Linked DNA regions of Homo sapiens: region 2 is linked to region 1. The links are chromatin contacts, found by Hi-C or POLR2A ChIA-PET in ENCODE. All regions are on one chromosome and are shown on one strand. The core of a region is the stretch at or near the end of the contact, and the rest is flanking DNA. Distances in the headings are between cores, read along the strand shown. Region 1 overlaps GTF2IRD1 (GTF2I repeat domain containing 1). Region 2 overlaps GTF2IRD1 (GTF2I repeat domain containing 1).

Region 1 (6,645 bases), core at 4,107-6,606:
AGCTGGTGGGAGGCTTTGCTGCAGCGTACCCTGGACAGGGCAGAGTTGGGTAGGGAAGGGAGAGTGGTCAGAGCATCTGCAACACCGCAGCGGAGGAGAGGAGAGAGTGCGGTGAAGGCTGGCAAGTGGTTGATTATGGGGAGCTGTGAGAATGGTTGATGGCCCCCCAGGGACAGACAGGAGAACAGAGCACTGGTTTCTGCTCTTTGGAGCTCCTGACATCACCTGGAGTAACCCCCAAGCCTCATGATGTGTTCAGGTAGATCCCAGCAAATGCAGAATTGGGGTCAGCCTGGTTGGGATGACAACCAGAAGAGCTTCCTAAGGGAAGGACCCCAGGAGAACCTGGTGGGGGCAGGGGAGAGATCTTGGCCGGTGTCCCTTCCCAAGGGAGGAACCCAGTCTCAGGGACGTAGTCCCGCCCCCTGGTTTATTCTGGTATTGCTGTGTCCACCAGCCTGGGGCTGCCAAGAGCTCTGGAAACTTCTGTGAGGTTGGGCGTGGAGGTTGCATGGTGGCAGCTCAGGGCTTTTTTTTTTTTTTGAGAGAGGGTCTTCCTCTGTCGCCCAAGCTGGAGTACAGTGGAACAGTCATAGCTCACTGCAGCCTCAAACTCTTGGCTTCAAGTAATCCTCTCACTTTGGCCTCCCAAAATGTTGGGATTACAGGCATGAGCCACTGCGCACGGCTTTGGGGATTCTTATTGGCTGTGAACCCCGTGATTCATTGCTCCCATTTTCTTGGTTTAGTGCCCACTCCTGCAGATGAGGGGAGGCAGACTGAACCTCCTGGAGTCTGGGGTCTGGGTGGTGAGCCTGCCCACTTCCAGGAACTGTCCATAACCCACCCACCATCCTGGACAGCCCGCAACCTTGGTAGCACAGGACACTTGCCCACTGCCCTATTTTTGGCTCAGAAAACGATATCTTCAGCTGGGTGCAGTGGCTCACGCCGAGCTGGGCGGATCACCTGAGGTCAGGAGTTCGAGACCAGCCTGACCAACTTGATGAAACCCCGTCTGTACTAAAAATACAAAAATTAAGGCTGGGCGCAGTGGCTCACACCTGTAATCCCAGCACTTTGGGAGGCCGAGGCGGGTGGATCACCTGAGGTCAGGAGTTCGAGACCAGGCTGGCCAACGTGGCGAAACCCCATCTCTACTAAAAATACAAAAAAAAAAAACAAACAAAAAAATTAACTGGGCATGCTGATGGGCACCTGTAATCCTATCTATTTGGGAGGCTGAGGCAGGAGAATTGCTTGAACCCGGGAGGTGAGTTCAACCACTGAGCCGAGGTCGTGCCACTGCACTCCAGCCTGGGCAATGAAGTGAGACTCTGTCTCAAAAGAAAACGATATTTTCTTACCTATGGGGTCCCCTCTGGTTTTCAGGACTCACAATGCCTGCAGGAAGCCCACCTCAGGTCTCACTGTAGCCCCCCTGGTGGGGAAACCCCTCTGCCTCTAGCAGGGCAGGCAGAAAAGATGTGTTTGGAATAAATAATGAGCCTATGGGAGAGCCACTCCCATCTTGGTGCAAATATTTGTGTGTGAATCACTCATCTGGACAGTGGGACTGGATTGTGGTTGACAGTGAGCCATGCCTGGGGGGCTGTGCAGGGGACATTGTAGGGGTGCAGGGCCATGTTTACTCCAGATCCCAGCAGACTTCACTTTGAAGCTGGCCCCTGACTCTTTGTGCTGTGTGACCTTGGGCGAGTTGCTCAGCCTTTCTGAGCCTCTACATCCTCATCTGTAAAATGGGGAGAGTACTGTTGTGTTTGTAGTGTTGCTGAGGTGGGTTGCGAGATGCCCATCAGCAGCACAGCTCCTGCCACTGATGGCTGCAACGCAACTGTGATTTCTCAGAAATGTCATCCCAGGCCCAGCTAGCCCTGAGGCCCAGGTGGGGTTTTGAGGGAAAGGGATCTGGCTGGGAGCAGTGGCTCGGGCCTGTAATCCCAACACTTTGGGAGGTTGAGGCGGGAAGACTGCTTGAGTCCAGGAGTTTGAGACCAGCCTTGGCAACATAGCAAAACTCCATCTCTACAAAAAAAATAAAATAAAATAAAATTAGCCAGGTATGGTGGTGTGTGCCTGTAGTCCCAGATACTCAGGAAGGATTTGGGACGATCACTTGAGGCTAAGAGTTTGAGACCAGCCAGGGCAACATAGCAAGACTCCATCTCTACAAAAAATAAAATAAGTAGCTGGACACGATGGCACACACCTTAAGTCCCAGCTACTTGGGAGTCTGAGGCAGAAGGATCACTTGAACCCAGGAGTTGGAGGCTGCAGTGAGCTATGATCACGCCATTGCGATCATAGGCTGGGTGACAGAGCAAGAGACCCTGTCTCTTAAAAAAAGAAAGAAAGAAAAGAAAAATGATACTCAACCCTTGTCCATTGGGCCTGACTCTCACCTCCCACCTCTACTTTGTGAGGAAGGGACAGGGTGTTAATATGTCTTCATTGGAGGGTACTGGGGCCCAGAGAGGGGAAGGAAGTTCTCCAGCATCACACAGCCACTCGAGGCTGAGCCTCCACTAGACCCAGACCTCCTGGGGCCTGGCCTCATGTACGTTCCTGAGACTACAGGGTTTTGGTGAGGGGCTGCCCTGCCATCTGTTGCTGTACCCTAGGGAGGGGAGGGTGTGGCCCGGGCTGGACTCCTCCAAGTTGCTCTGTCCCTGGGTTTTGGAAGGGGAGGGGCCGCTTCATGAAATTGCACCACCTGGCCAAGGCTCGGGCAAGCCCAGGTTGGATGCAGGTGGCCAGGCTTTTCTGACAGGTGAGGGCAGAAGTGGAAGTAATGCAGGTGTTCAGAGAAAGGGCCGGATGTGTGTGCATGCGCACACCCAGCTACAAAACAAGGGGTGCCATTCCTCAGGGACCAGGCCATTAACGTGAGCCACCCGTCTGATGCGTAGTCACCCGCCGGGGTGACGGGGGACTTCCTGGACTCTGCGGCCTGATCCTGCCTGTCTGGTGACATTCCTGATCTGGAGTACACATTGGGCCTGCAGTGGGTGCTTTGGTGTTTGTGGAATGAATGAATGGGCTGGCGGCACCCACTGATGAGCATCTGCCAAGATGTCTGTGTGCGTGGAGGTGGCAGGTGTGGTCCAGGTACCCGATAACGGATAGACACCTGTACAAAACAGCCTCTTCTCCAATGCCTGGTGGTGGTGAGGGATGGGGGTGTGGCTATTTTGCAGTTGGATGGTGTGGACACTTACAAGTCAACTAATCCCGATGCTCTGGACTCCTGTCTGTAAAATGGGATGGCGTAGGTGTGGGCTGGTGGTGCCTGGTGGGTCCCGCCCAAGCCCCAGAGAAGGGGCTGATGGCAGCTAGTTGTTATTTTTATTACTAAATCATGGCTCAGCCCAGCCTGGCCTGGCAAGCCCAAGTTCCTGGTGGATGTCTGCCTCTTCCACGCCCGCTTGGAAGCCTTCTGAACCTCCTTTTTTTTTTTCTTTTGAGACGGAGTCTCACTCTGTCGCCCAGGCTGGAGTGCAGCGGTGCGATCTCGGCTCACTGCAACCTCTGCCTCCCGGGTTCAAGCGATTCTCCTGCCTCAGCCTCCCAAGTAGCTGGGATACAGGTGCACGCCACCAGGCTCGGCTAATTTTTTTATTTTTAGTAGAGATGGGGTTTCACTGTGTTGGCCAGGCTGATCTCAAACTCCTGACCTTAAGTGATCCGCCTGCCTCTGAACCTCCCAGATTTCATCGGTTCCCCACCGTACTCTCCTGCCTCTAGCCTTTGCCCAAGCTGACCTTGGCCCCAGTCTTCCCCACTGAACAGCCACCCAGCCTTTGGGGCCAGTGCTCCTGGGCCGATGCCAGCCATCCATCCTGGATGTGCCCACGCCTGGTCACTCCCCACATGAGGAGCTGATGATCTTTGGTCACCGTTTATAAACTTTAGCTTCTCTTTCCTCACCCAGGAGCTCCAGGGCAAGGAGTGGGCCTGATTCACCCCCGTTCAGGGACTGGGTCCTAACAGGTGTGGTGAAAATGAGCACTTAGTCAGCGTCCCACAGCATCTAAAAGACGGGAACAAGGGCTGAGGATGTGGGTAGGCCCAAGACTGGAAATAGGGAAGCCTCTGGAATGGGGACTAGAAGATGAAAGGGCTCTGGAAGATGGGGCATCCAAGTGTTTAAAGCAAGAACGGGGCTGGGCGTGGTGGATCGCGCCTGTAATCCCAGCACTTTGGGAGGCTGAGGAGGGAGGATCACTTGAGGCCAGGAGTTTGAGACCAGCCTGGCCAACATGGTGAAACCCCATCTCTACTAAAAATACAAAAATTAGCCACACATGCCAGTGCGCACCTGTAATCCCCGCTACTCAAGAGGCTGAGTCAGGAGAATCACTTGAACCTGAGAGACAGAGGTTGCAGTGAGCTAAGATCGCACCAGTGCACTCCAGCCTGGGCGACAGTTTTTTTTTTGTGTCCAAAAAAAAAAGAGGTGCGGGGAGGGCCAGAGGGCATTTGGGGTGGGACGGGGCAGGGCAGGGCTGGGTGACTGGAATGGGGTGACTATAATGAATGCTTTGGAGTAGGTCAGGGCAGGTGGGGAGGCCAGATGCCAGGGGAGGGAGGGGGCATGGGGATCCTTCCATCTGGGGCCAAGGATGGCAAGGCCCTCAGACAACTTCTAGCCCAGGTTCTCCATTGACAGATGGAGAAACTGAGGCCCAGGGAGGGGCAGTGCTAGTGCTGAGGTTTTACATAGCAGGTGGGCTGTTCCCCAGCCCACTGCAGGGCATAGCCTGCCCTGGGACACCTGTCCTCACCCGTTGGCTCAGTGGTTGCAGGGGCATGGGTGGGTAGAGGTCGGGGAGTGAGCCGGCTCAGGCGGGCAGGGCTGGGGGCCCCGTGAGCCAGCGCCCCAGGATTAGATCACCCACGAGTAATGGGCTTTTTTCCGTCCAGCCTTTTCCCGACAAGAAAAGGCCTGATGTTCCTCATCCGTGTTGTTCTGAGAAGGCATGTTTATGTCTGGCAAGCGAAGGGTTCTTGGGAGACAGGATCCCAGGGCCCCCCTGCACTGCCTGGCCCCAGGGGTTGGCACCGCCCCAGAGCTGGTTTCCTCCCACTGTCTCCTGACACCCAGCCCCCACGCTTTTCAGATGCCTGCCTGAGAACAAATAAATACTTCTGCACCATGCACATGAGCTCAGATAAGCCTCCGGGGCTCAGCCAGAACTGGGGGCACCAAATGCCCGGGTTCCCTGACCCCTAGCTGGGTGCCAAGCCTGCATTTCCCACCCAGCACTCCCCAACCGCCCCTTGCGTGGAGGGACAGAGATATACTGTGAGCAACACGGGACCTGATGTCAGGGGTGGACAGCAGCTCGGCGGGTGATGTCAGCTTGAGCAATCGTCCCCGTCATCACTGCTGTTAAGTGAGCGGGCACTTGGTGTCCCCAGGCCCAGCGCCAGGCCCTGTTCACACATTCTCACGTGGGGCTCTCACAGAGCTGAGAGCAGTAGAATTACCATCACCCTTTTGCTCAGTGGGGAGAGGAAAGTTTGAGCATTGTGTGTGTGTGTGTGTGTTTAGAGACAGGGTCTTGCTCTGTCACCCAGGCTGGAGTGCAGTGGTGCGATCATAGCTCACTGTAGCCTAGAACTCTTGGGCTCAAGCGATCCTCCCACCTCATCCTCCTGAGTAGCTGGGATTACAGGCACATGCCACCACGCCCAACTAATTTTTATGCTTTTAGTAGAGATGGGGTTTCACCATGTTGGCCAGGCTGGTCTCAAACTCCTGGCCTCAACTGAACCACCCACCTCAGCCTCCCAAAGTGCTGGGATTATAGGCATGAGCCACCAGCCCCACCTTTTTTTTTGAGATAGGGTCTTGCTGTATTGTCCAGGCTGGAGTGCAGTAGCGTGATCATGGCTCACTGCAACCTCTGCCTCCTGGGCCCAAGCAACCCTCCCACCCCAGCCTCTGGAGTAGCTGGGACTACAGGCACATGCTATCACACTAGGCTAATTAAAAAAAAAAAAATTATAGAGATGGGGTCTCACTATGTTGCCCAGGCTGGTCTCAAACTCCTGGGATCAGAAACCTGGTGGTCATTCCAGGTGCCTCCCTTGGGACCCCCCGTCGCCAGCTCCTGGTCCCAAAGCTCTGCCCCGTCCTCCATCCCCTGCTGCTGTCTGCTTCATGCCTGGCTGTCTCTGGCCTGGGCTGTCGCAGAGACTTGGCAACTCCTGGCTCCCCAACTCCAAGCATGACCCGACAGTTCCTCCGCCGTAGCTTCCTGGGATCCCCCTCACTGCCCACGTCTCACCCCTGCCCCACACCCTGCAGCGAGGCTGACCTTCCGAGATCCTTGGCCTCACCCCAATGGCCACGCTGGTCTCTGCCCACCACTTCCTGCCCTGCCCTGCACACTCCAGCCATGCAGAGCTGGATTTGTTCCCCACCCACCCACCCACTCCCACAGCCTCTGGCCCCGCTCAGGCCCGACCAGGACACGTGGGCGGCCCAGGCTGGCGGTTGGGTTTCCTGGGCAGCCAGTAATTTGGCACTCCTTCAAACAGGTCTTTATTTATTCAGCATTTATTTCTAGGGGAGGTGGGTGCTGCGGTGGGGCAGGGAAGGCGCCTCCCTTGTAGAAG
Region 2 (6,748 bases), core at 4,084-6,583, 130 kb after region 1:
ACGGTGTTAGCAAAGGCAGGCAGGCCAGCAAGAGCAGGAGGCCGGGGAGAGTGGGCCCTCGGGCTTGCTTTGGGAAGGAGGCTGGACATGTGGGCTCTGGACAGGTGGGCCCTGACCCCCAGGGGATCAGGAGCCTGAAATCCTGAAAGGGGGACTCGAAACCTTAAGACAGAGCACTTTTCCAGGGAGCTCAGGAGGCTGAGACAGAAAAGCCTCAGCTTCCAGTGTCAACAGCCTTTTCCCCTCCTTCCAGCCAAAGACAGCAGCATTCCCAAGCGCAAGAGAAAGCGGGTCTCGGAAGGAAATTCCGTCTCCTCTTCCTCCTCGTCTTCCTCTTCCTCGTCCTCTAACCCGGATTCAGTGGCATCGGCCAACCAGATCTCACTCGTGGTAAAGTTGCACCGATTTGGACTCCGGCACTCATCTCTGTGGCCCTCACCCCTCTGTCTGGCAGGGCCGTCTACTCTGGGATGTGGGCCCAGGGGACGGGGAGGCACTGGGCTTTGAGTGGGGACCTTCCGGCCTCGGGGGTTATAGATGCATCCACCTGTCTCACCCAAGAGGTAGCCCATCCTTCTCGTGGGGTACTCACAGGCACTCAGGCAGGAATTCACATCCTCGCTGGGCAGATGGGCCGGCTGAGGTCCACCTGCCCACACCCTTCAGCCGCACCAGAGCTGGAGACATGAAAAGACATGGCTGGCGGGTGCAGTGGCTCACGCCTGTAATCCCAGCACTTTGGCAGGTCAAGTCGGGTGGATCACCTGAGGTCAGGAGTTTGAGACCAGGCTGACCAACACGGGGAAACCCCATCTCTACTAAAAATACAAAATTAGCCGGGCAAAGTGGGGCATAGTGGCTCATGCCTGTAATCCCAGCTACTTGGAAGGCTGAGATAGGAGAATCGCTTGAACCTGGGAGGCAGAGGTTGCAATGAGCCGAGGTCGCGCCATTGCACTGCAGCCTGGGCAACAAGAGTGAAACACTGTCTCAGAAAAAAAAATTAGCCAGGCATGGTGGCACGTGCCTGTGGTCGCAGCTACTTGGGAGGCTGGGGCAGGAGGATCATTTGAGCCCAAGGGGATTGAGGCTGCAGTGAGCCAAGATCGTCCCATTGCACTCCAGCCTGGGCAAGAGAACGAGACTCCATCTCAAAAATAAATAAATAGGCTGGGTGTGGTGGCTCACGCCTGTAATCCTAGCACTTTGGGAGGCCGAGGCAGGCGGATCACTTGAGGCTCAGGAGTTCAAGACCAGCCTGGCCAACATGGCAAAACCCCGTCTCTACTAAAAATAGAAAAATTAGCCGGGCATGGTGGCGGGCGCCTATAATCCCAGCTACTCGGGAGGCTGAGGCAGGAGACTCGCTTGAACCCGCGGGGCCAAGGTTGCAGTGAGCCGAGATTGCATCACTGCACTCCAGCCTGGGCAGAAGAGTGAAACTCCATCTCAAAAAAATAAAAAATATAAATAAATAGCCTCTGAGAAAGCTCTTCCAAAAGCAGAACTAAGCATTTTGGGTTTGTTCCGCATCACCTGGAGTCCTAATCCAGTCCCTTTGTCCCTCTCTCTAGCAATGGCCAATGTACATGGTGGACTATGCCGGCCTGAACGTGCAGCTCCCGGGACCTCTTAATTACTAGACCTCAGTACTGAATCAGGACCTCACTCAGAAAGACTAAAGGAAATGTAATTTATGTACAAAATGTATATTCGGATATGTATCGATGCCTTTTAGTTTTTCCAATGATTTTTACACTATATTCCTGCCACCAAGGCCTTTTTAAATAAGTAAAAAAAGAAAAAAAAAAAAAAGAGTGTTGCCTTTACTTTTACGGTCACTGTTTCATGTTCTCTTTTGGATCGTGGCCGCAGCTGTCACTGGGGACAGGGTCAGGAAACGCAGCTCAGGTGGCCTGCCAAGGCCCTCCTTCTTCATCACAGCAGAGGTAGTGTCCAGGAAGACCCCAGAGCTCTCTGTGCTCCTGGGAGCACGTGACCTCAAGAAGAAAAGCCACGGAAGGAAAATGTGCCACGGGGCCGGGCGTGGTGGCTCATGCCTGGAATCCCAGCACTTTGGGATGTCGAGGTGGGTGGATTGCTTGAGGTCAGGAGTTCGACCTCATTGGCCTGTAATACCGATGCTTTGGGAGGCCAAGGTGGGAGGATTGCTTGAGACCAGGAGTTTGAGATGAGCCTAGGCAACATAGTAGAACCCTTTCTCTAGAAAATGTTAAATGTGGCTTACACCTGTAATCCCAGCACTCTGGGAGGCTGAGGCGGGTGAATCACCTGAGGTCAGGAGTTTGAGACTAGCCTGGGCAACATAAGGAGACCCCGTCTGTACGAAAATGCAAAAATGAGGCCGGGCATGATGGCTCATGCCTGTAATCCCAGCACTTTGGGAGGCCGAGGCGGGTGGATCACCTGAGGTCAGGAGTTCGAGACCAGCCTGGCCAACATGGTGAAACCCCATCTCTACTAAAAATGCAAAAATTAGCCAGGTGTGGTGGCGGGAACCTGTAATCCCAGCTACTCAGGAGGCTGAGGTAGGAGAATCACTTGAACCTGGGAGGCAGAGGTTGCAGTGAGCTGAGACCACGCCATTGCACTGCAGCTGGGGCAAGAAGAACAAAAGTCCGTCTCAAAAAAACAAAACAAAAGCACAAAAATTAGCCAGGCGTGGTGGTGCACACACCTGGAGTCCAGCTACTCAGGAGGCTGAGGCAGGAGGAGGATTGCTTGAGTAAAGATGGTTGAGGCTGTAGTGAGTCATGATTACACCACTGCACTCCAGCCTGGGCGACAAAGCAAGACCCTGTCTCAAAAAAAAAAAAAAGTGTTAAATATGGTAAATGTCAGAGAGGGAGGGGCCCATCCCAGTGAAGCACTGTGGCTGGATGGGAGGCTTCTTCAAAAAGGGGTTTGGAGACCAGGTGCGGTGGCTCACGCCTGTAATCCCAGCACATTGAGAGGCCAAGGTGTGCAGATCGCCTGAAGTCAGGAGTTCGAGACCAGCCCAGCCAACATGATGAAACCCTATCTCTACTAAAAATACAAAAAAATTAGCCAGGTGTGGTGGCGCGCAACTGTAATTCCAGCTACTTGGAAGGCAGAGGCAGGAGAATTGCTTGGACCCAGGAGGCAGAGGTTGCAGTGAGCCGAGACTGTACCATTGCACTCCAGCCTGGGCAACAAGAATGAAACTCCATCTCAAAAAAAAAGGGGGGTGGGGTGGGGGCAGGACAAGTTTTCTTTTTTCAGAGGCAAGTTCTTTCTGTGTCCCCAGGCTGGAATGCAGTGGCACGATCATATCTTCCTGCAGCCTCAAACTCCTGGGCTCAAGTAATCCTCCTGCCTCAGCCTCCAGAGTAGCTGGGACTACAGGTGTGAGCCACCACACCCAGCTAATTTTTTGATTTTTTTGTAGAGATGGGGTCTTGGGTTATGTTGCCCAGGCTGGCTGCAAATTCCTGGGCTCAAGCCATCCTCCTGCCCCAGCCTCCCAGAGTGCTGGGATTAGAGGCGTGAGCCACCATGCCCAGCCTGGGATGATTTTGGATAGAGCTCTGGATACCTGACAAGCAGAGTGATGGGGTCCCAGCTGTGTCTCAGAAAGACCACTTTAGGGGCAGGTGGGAAGTTGAAGGAAGGGACAAGACTGAAGGCAGAAAGACAAGTCACAAGAGCGTGGCAGGCGTCCAAGGCCTGGCACCCAGTCCCTGCTTATTGGGTGACACATATTTACTGAGCCCTGCCCTTCTGGCTGGGGAGGCCAAGCAGCTGAGTGTCCTAATTGGGGAGGCAGCTGCCAGGGAGTACAAAACAGAGTAGGGCTGGTGCGGTGGCTCAGGCCTGTAATCCCAGTGCTTTGGGAGGCCAAGGTGGGAGGATCGCTTGAGGCCAGGAGTTCAAGACCAGCCTAGACAACATAGTGGAACCCTTTCTCTAAAAAATGTTAATTAGCTGGGTATGGTGGTGTGTGCGTGGTCCCAGCTACTCTGGAGGCTGAGGCAGGAGGATTGTTTGAGACCAAGAGTTTGACACTGCAGTGAGCCGTGATTGCACCACTGCTCTTGAGCATGGGCAACAGAGCAAGACCCTGCCTCTGAAAAAACAAAGCGGGGGGGCCTCACCTAGTGCAGAAAGTAGGAAGAGTCCTTGAAGCTGAGGCTTGAAGAGCAAGTGAGGCTTTGGGGGGACAAAGAGAGGAGGGCTGAGGTAGGTGGGTGTTTAAGACGAGAGCGATGTGGGCAAAAACGGAGCTGGACAGGGACTGGGTACGTTCCAGGAATAAGAAGGTGTCACCAGAGCAGACACAGGGTGGCTGGAGGTGACATGTCAGGGCAGGTGTGGACTTAGTCAGGGTTCCCGAGGACGCTAAGCAGGTGTCTCCTACACATGGTGCCGGGCTGAAGTGGTGGGCAGAGGCAGACATCCAGCCTGGGTTACACCTGCCCAGCCATGCACTCTGGGACAGAGCTGCGTACTTTTTCTCACCGACCCACGTGGAAGGCCTCATAAGCCGGGCCAAGGCAATTTCCAGAAGGCAAATGAGACCCACAGCAGGAAGTACCTGGGGGAGAGCCAGGCCTAGGTCTGCATTTTGGAAGGGTGCCCCTGCCCGCTGAGAGATGTCGGAGAAGGAAGGGAGGAATACATCAGAAGACCACCTGGGAGGCTCCAACAGAAGATAGCAGTAGAGGCCAGGCGTAGTGGCTCATGCCTGTAATCCCAGCACTTTGGGAGGCTGAGGTGGGTGGATCACCTGAGGCCAGGAGTTCGAGACCAGCCTGGCCAACATGGTGAAACCCTGTCTCTACTAAAAATACAAAAATTAGCTGGGCATGGTGGTGGACACCTGTAATCCCAACTACTCTGGAGGCTGAGGCAGAAGAATCTCTTGAACCCAAGAGGCAGAGATTGGCAGTGAGCTGAGATCGCACCACTGCACTCCAGCCTGGGCAACAGAGCGAGACTCCGTCTCAAAAAAAGAGAGAGAGAGAGAGATGGCAGTGGTTTGGGCCAGGTGGAGAAAATAACTAGAGGGTCAGCCAGTCGGGTGGACGAGGGGTTCTGGAGAGTCAGGGGTCAGGGTGGTCCCAGGATCTGGCTCTAACCGTCCACCCAGGGCCCAGAATGAGGCCTGTGGCTTGGAGGGACTGAGTTCTGAATCAGCTGAGGAAATGGTCAAAACTTTAGTCCAGGGCTTCTGCCAGTCCTCAGGGTCAGTCCCATCCATGCCCAGAGCTGGGAGGAAGGCCCCATCCCAGCCTTCCAGACCACACTTCCTCCTGGAAAGACGCTAGAAACCACGTGCCTGGCACAGCCACCCCCTCTCCGCTGGTGCAAACCCCCCACCCAGTCAGCTGCCAGCCTCACCTTCCTCCCTCCCACCTCCTAGTGGCTCCCAGTGCCACCAGGCGCCTCCACTCCACCCTCAGCCCCTGCCCTGGGCCGGGCCCACTTTTTCCACTCCAGGATGGGGGCAGGAGTGACCTCCTCAACTGGCCACCACCTCCAAGCAGAAACTGCCTATGAAGTCAAGATGATCTGAAGAGTCCTTGCAGCTGCCACCTTGCCTTCAACCCTCACGTCCTGTAACCCATCCCCCACCCCCGATCCTGTGACTCTGGATTTAAAATCTGTTTTGCTTTCCTTGCACCCAGTGCAAGCATCTAGGTGCGGCGTTCCAGGCGCCTCGCAGGGGGTCGGGTCCCCAGCCTTCTGTCCCACCGTTCCGTCCCCCGGGCCCGGCCCACCTGGCGCCCCCTCCCGCCCGCCACCGCCCGCTGGCGCCTGTCGGTCGTCTAGACCCGCCGCCCCCGCTCCACCGCTCAGATCCGCGGCCAGAGCCGGAAGTGGCTCCTGCCCCGGCCGGGAGCGGCGGGGCTGAGACTGTGCCCGCGGGCACTGCCATCCCGTGCATGGAGAGGGCGCAGAGCCCGGGGGTAGGGCGGGCCGGGGAACCCGATCCTCCTTCATCCGCGCAAAGGCCCGCGAAGCTCCCAATCTGTTCTCTTTCAGGCTCACTGTGCAGATGGCGTGCAATTAAGTGGGTCGGTGCAGCAAACCCTCGTATCCTCCCGCTTCCCTAAAAGCAGAGGATTGAGCCGCTGCACTCCAGCCTGGGCAACACAGCGAGACCCTATGTCTTAAAGAAAGGGCAGAAGTGGGGACCCCTCTCCCACCCCCTTCCCCTGCTCCAAGCCAAAGCGTTTGAAGCAAGAGGTTGCCTCCTGTGAGTTTCCCCCAGTCCCTGGAGGCCTGGGCTTTGGGAGGTGTGTCCAGGCAGAGGACAGAGGTCTTGTGCAAAGGGCCGCTTTTCCCTTCGCCCACCCTGCGCCCGCCCAGCCCCTTATCCGATGGGAAAGCCTTACTGACTCTTTTCCTCGCAGAAGCGCCCAGATGCTGTTTATGCAACCTCTCCAGAATCTCAGTGTACTGTACTTTTTAAAAAGTGATTTGATTCAAAGCACTCATTCTTTAATTAAACTTCATTTAGCTGCCATCTGTCTCGGTTCGAAATGGCTTCGTGTTTTGCAACTCTAAATGAGAATTGTTATTGGATTTGTAAACACATCCCCAAAAAAATCACAAAACACTTTCAAAAGTAATAAATGAAGGACGGTTAGGAGCTGCATCTTAAACGTTCTAATTGCCGGGGAATGTATTCTGGTGGGTACACAGTCATTTTATATACAAATCATTGTACAAAAATCTGGTATCAATGAAAAGATCAAGATTA

What was found. Hi-C counts contacts between places; a loop is a spot of excess contacts on that map. ChIA-PET counts read pairs that join two places held with the same protein, here RNA polymerase II (POLR2A). Pooled maps may share reads with other maps.
Region 2: a loop to region 1 is called in a pooled map, with 4 times the contacts of the local background. The contact joins two enhancer-like sites. A Hi-C loop is called at or near these places in 2 of 50 pooled maps. POLR2A ChIA-PET finds 5 or more read pairs at or near these places in 7 of 52 experiments (HEK293, HepG2, MCF 10A and 4 more).

The regions. Positions count from the first base shown.
Region 1 is chr7:74,472,900-74,479,544 of GRCh38, forward strand. All of the region lies in intron 1 of GTF2IRD1 (GTF2I repeat domain containing 1), which reads left to right. Among named protein-coding and RNA genes, the nearest start is that of GTF2IRD1, 22 kb to the left of the region's middle. RefSeq lists enhancers at 5,015-5,596, 5,597-6,179. Within about 2 kb of position 5,357, at least 34 of the 41 ENCODE cell types and tissues checked have a DNase peak (open chromatin) inside an H3K27ac peak, as active enhancers do.
Region 2 is chr7:74,600,791-74,607,538 of GRCh38, forward strand. GTF2IRD1 (GTF2I repeat domain containing 1) reads left to right here. Exons shown (of 27, transcript NM_005685.4): 26 at 254-390; 27 at 1,575-1,815. The coding sequence ends at 1,643. Among named protein-coding and RNA genes, the nearest start is that of MIR10525, 8.2 kb to the left of the region's middle. RefSeq lists a silencer at 5,708-6,117. Within about 2 kb of position 5,334, at least 19 of the 41 ENCODE cell types and tissues checked have a DNase peak (open chromatin) inside an H3K27ac peak, as active enhancers do.